Linked DNA regions of Homo sapiens: region 2 is linked to region 1. A link is a loop called in an ENCODE intact Hi-C map of the cell type or tissue named here. Cell type or tissue: PC-9. All regions are shown on one strand.

What was found. Peaks named below come from ENCODE experiments on the same cell type or tissue, not always from the same donor. Only the 100,000 strongest peaks of a DNase experiment are listed, where the experiment ranks them.
Region 2: it touches region 1 in a loop (4-fold over the local background); 11 of 110 quality-filtered maps call a loop at or near these places.

What each region holds. Positions count from the first base shown.
Region 1 is chr12:12,333,146-12,335,645 of GRCh38, reverse strand. All of the region lies in intron 3 of MANSC1 (MANSC domain containing 1), which reads left to right. Among named protein-coding and RNA genes, the nearest start is that of MANSC1, 16 kb to the left of the region's middle. In PC-9, CTCF peaks have their summits at 858 and 1,060 (motif pointing right); no DNase peak of the experiment used is centred here.
Region 2 is chr12:11,553,022-11,555,521 of GRCh38, reverse strand. LINC01252 (long intergenic non-protein coding RNA 1252) reads right to left here. Exons shown (of 8, transcript NR_033890.1): 4 at 1,840-1,956; 5 at 1,452-1,673; 6 at 1-267. The region is part of intron 2 of LOC124902877 (a long non-coding RNA gene); the gene reads left to right. Among named protein-coding and RNA genes, the nearest start is that of LINC01252, 6.2 kb to the right of the region's middle. In PC-9, a CTCF peak has its summit at 1,424 (motif pointing left); a DNase peak (open chromatin) is centred at 1,351.

The sequences.
Region 1 (2,500 bases):
TCTCAAATTCCTGACCTCCTGACTCATGTATGTAATCCCAGCACTTTGGGAGGCTGAGGCGGGCAGATCACAACGTCAGGAATTCGAGACCAGCCTGGCCAACATGGTGAAACCCCGTCTCTACTAAAAATACAAAAATTAGCCGGGTGTGCTGGTGCGTGCCTGTAATCCCAGCTACTCAGGAGGCTGAGGCGGGAGAATTGCTTGAACCCAGGAGGCAGAGGTTGCAGTGAGCTGAGATTGCGCCACTGCACTCTAGCCTGCACGACAGAGCAAGACTCTGTCTCGGGGAGAAGAAAAAAAAAAGGTGATTTCTCAAAGCTCACCGTAGCCGCCCTCTTGGGAATGGACAGTGACACAGCAGCAAAGTGGAAATGGAAAGACTGGTTAGGAGGCGCAGGTGAGATCTGGGTGAAGAAACAGGGAGTGGCGGGCGAGATGGAGAGAGTAGTGGACATATGGGCTATTCCGAAGTAGAGTTGACAGGACTTGCTGGTGGTGTGGGTCTGGGGAACCAGAAAAAAAGAACCATCAAGGCCAAGTCCTAGTTTTTGCCTTGAGCATCCAGATGAATGGTGACACCATTTGCTGCACTGGGGGAAACTTGAGTAGTTTTAGGGTTGTGGAATGGAATCTAGGTGGAGTGGAATCTAGGGTTCTCTCTTGACTGCATTAAGTATGAGGGGCTTCGGGGAATGATACTGCCCAGGGTGCCTGCGTGTTGACACTGCTTTGCCCCCTAGCTGAGGCTGTGTCTGAGTTTTGTTCATGTGCCAGGGAAGCCTGATGGGTCAAACATCCTCTCAAACAGGAGCGTGAAGCACAGAGTATTGTGTAAATAATTGTTGTTAGGATACGATGATAGAAATTACAGCTGAATTTGTTTTCTAATACTTCTGGAGTGTTGTTACTTTTGTAATGCACATATAAAAGAGCATGTATGGGATGAAGTTCCTTGCCAATGGGAACGGAAAAAAGGGAACTTGGCATGTGCATAAATCTTTTTAGGGCGAGTGTGAAGGTAATGAAGTGAAATTAGAATTAAACTGTTCTTGTGGCAGCCACCAGGGGGCGTTGCCGGCCCCTGAGCAGGTTGATGGACACCTAGGGGCAACGTGGCACCAACCCCGGACATAGTATGCAAAGGACTGTTTATATCTACAGGATGTGTGCAAGTTGTGTTTGTAATTCTGTGTATGAATCTGTCCATGTTGATGAATTCATATTACCCCATTAAAAATGAATTATCTGCCTCCTGCCTGGAGTGAAATTAAATACAGATTATCTGTTTGGTGGTTTGTTTCTGGAAGAACTCTATTTCTTTTTCTTTTCTGTCTCTCTCTCTCTTTTTTTTTTTCTTTTTTTTTAAGGCAGCATCTCACTCTGTTGCCCAGGCTGCAGTGCAGTGGCGCGATCATGGCTCACTGCAGCGGCGCGATCATGGCTCACTGCAGCCTCCACCTCCTGAGCTCAAGCAGTCCTCTCCATTCAGCCTCCCAAGTATTTGGGACTACAGATAATGCACCACCATGCCAGGCTAATTTTTTAAAATGTTTTGTAGCAATGGGGGGGTCTCAGTATGTTGCCCAGGCTGGTCTCAAACTCCTGGCCTCAAGCAATCATCCTGCCTCGGCCTCTCAAAGTGCTGGGATTACAGGCATGAGCCACCGTGCCCAGCCTCTATTTCCTATATCCCATTGACTAATATTTACGGACCAAGAGTTTGAAAGATGACAGTGGATTCTGTTCATTCTCTAAAGCCATTGCAGTTTGGTATTTAATCTTTTATTGTTGTTGTTGGCAGCTTCATGGCATGTCATTTTTACCAAGGACTGGAAGAATAGGAGAATTCAGACATAGAATAAATTGGGAGTCTGTTTGCTCAGCTGGGGTCCCAGTAATAGTCAGTCTCTCATTTTTCAACTCAGTGAAGTCGTTTGAAAATAAAACTCCAAAGAGGAGTTAAGGGCGCTGAGCTGCTTTGCAGCTCCCTTTGTGGCTCATCTCTGCGTGACTGAGAGGAAGCACCATGCCCCAATGGCAAACATGAGTGGGTGAGGCGAATGGAGCAGGTGTGGAGGATCCCTTTGTGGTTCTAGGACCTCTGCCAACAGAGGAATCTTATCAAGAAGTGGGACTGGCCCTAGCTTTGCTTTATTTATGAGCTTGCATGCTTGAGAAAGAAAACAGCTGTTTTGGCCATTCTTGTCAATGGCCATATTTAAGTTCTGATTTCACACACATCACAGAGTGTTTACTTAAACAGTCTTTTTCTTTTTTAACTTTAAAATGAATTATAGGCCAAGTATGATGGCTCACACCTGTAATTCCAGCACTTTGGGAGGCTGAGGTGGGCGGATTGCTTGATTCCAGGAGTTCAAGACCAGCCTGGGCAACATGGCAAAATTCTGTCTCTACAAAAAATACAAAAATTAGCTGGGCATGGTGGCATGGCATTGTGGCCCCAGCTGCTCAAGAGGCTGAGGTGGGAGGATTGCTT
Region 2 (2,500 bases), 780 kb after region 1:
GACAAGGAAAACAACTCTAAAAAAGATGGAGAAAATTGTCGCATAGTTTCATGATAGCTCACCAGTAAGGGGTGCTACCTTCTGTGCTAAGGCTTAGGTAATCATACCCTTTACCACTGTGTGTTGGCAAGAACTGTACTTGAAATCAGGAGACCTGGGAAGGCTGAGGAGGGAGGGTTGCTTGAGCTCAGGAGTTCGAGGCTGCAGTAAGCTATGATCACGCTACTGCACTCTAGCCGTTGACAGGCGACAAAGCGAGATCTGTCTCTAAAAAATAAAATAAAGTAAAATAAATCAAGAGCTCCAGATTTTGAATTCTGTCTTTGCCATCTGTATTATTAGTACCAGTTACTTAACATCTCTAAGATTGTTCCATCATCTATAACATAACATTAAAAATGACTATTGACAAAGATGTTTGAGAAATAAAGGAATTAAAATTGCTGCAAAACACCATTTTCTCAGTGTTTGTTGGATCTGGATAATGTTGTGATATATGAATTGCATCAGAGTGTTGTCATCATTCATCATCATCATCATCATCCATCATTTCTAAAGTATCTAGATTTGTTCTAGAAAATGTAGCATGCTTCCCAAAGACAGAGTTTCTGACAACTAAGGGTTGGCAGTGGAAGGGAATATCCCACAGAGGTGCTGAAGTCAGTTTGCAAAGAGTTTCGAAATATTCAGCAGGAAACTTAACTGGTAAAAGAAAAGGATTATTCAGGGAGCACCCAGCATGCCACTCATTCTATGTGTGACTTGTATACACTTATTGAAGAATCAGTTATACTGCAGGGTTTGATGTGTTCAATAAATGTTAACATAATTTGTTAACATATAAAAATGGCACAAAGCGATCGTTTTTCTACCTACTTACCGCTTGAGAGGTTTTTTCCTTCTCATCCATTTTGACCAATTTCATAGAAATTTTATTTTCAAATTCTAAAAAGCTATTTCTCTCCATATCCTTGAATGCCTCTGACAGAAGCGACTGGAATCCCCTTTCTCTCAGAACAACGTTCATTAAACATATTTGGTTAAAAATACGTGGAACTCTAATAAGTTTTACTTTAGATAACACAGAAAATCACACAGGGTCTGCATACTTCATGCTAAAGAGCCTTGGGGTTTAGTGAAGAGGAGAACAGAAAATGTCTCTGACTTTGGCTTTGGTCTGATTTCCTCTGATCACTAATTTCCTAGCCCACATGTCTAGGCTAGGACACCATTGTCTGAGAGAGACAACTTCTCTTGTTGTTGTTCCTACAGACTATCCTTGTTGCACGAAGCACAGGATAATCTGTCACCCTGGCTTTTTGGCTTCCTGCTTCAGCACCACCTCTCCTTGAAATGCTCATGTATGGATATGGGTTCACGGGTTCCATCTAGCGGCCACTACTCAAATAATTTGAAAGTCAAGAACATTTCATAGATGACATTGACCTCACCTTTGCTTTGACGTACGGGGAAATTTAGATCTCAAGAGGTGAAATGAAGCATCGTAGGCACATGGCTAGTTAGTGGTAGAACTGGGGCCATCACCAGCCTCCTGACTCCAGCCCAGTTTCTCAGCCACAACAAGGTTTTTTTTTTTTTTTTTCCACAACCTTGATATTCTTCCTCCTACAAAATACTTAACTCTCCAGAGACTTAAACATCTTGATTCAACTCTGATACAAAAATAAGCAGAAAACATAACAACTGAAATGATAACTATAGCAATAAAAATATTATAGATTTCCATCGTATGTACTGTAACAATAAGATTCAAATGAATGAAAGATATAGCAGATTTCAGTATGGGGGAGTTAATGGAGGAAGATGGAACTCCATTACCTTCTTGAATGTGAAAGAGTAGATAAATTGGAGGAAGCTCCTAGGGGAGGGCATTTCAGGAACATGGAAAAGCATGAAAAAAATGTCTTCATGTGATGAAGAGGTTGGTTGTATTCCCTAGGCAAATATTAGGAATTAAAAAACAATTATTTCATGTTATTTAACCTATTAATAGATTTTTAAAGTGTACAACATAGTAAATTTCGACCTATTTTACACCAAAGAGGCAACTGACACAATCAAGATAATGAACATGGCTGGGCAAGGTGGCTCACGCCTGTAATCCCAGTGCTTTGGGAGTCATAAGTGGGAGGATTTCCTTGAGACCAGGAGTTCAAGACCAGCCCCAGGCAACATAGTGAGACCTCATCTCCACCAAAAGAAAAAAAACAGCCAGGCATGGTGGGCTGAGCCTGTAGTCCCAGTTGCTTGGCAGGAAGATCCCGTGGGCCCTGGAGTTTGAGGATGCAGTGAGCTATGAGCTGGGTGACAGAGCATGACCCTGTCTCTAAAAAAGCAAAAAAAAAAAAAGGATATTCATATCCTCCCCACCAAGTTTCCTTGTTGTGCCCCCTTCGTAATCCTGACTCCTCTCTCCTCTGGCCCATCCCACTCAGACAACCAGTGACCTGCTTTCCGTCACTTTGGATGAGTTTGCATT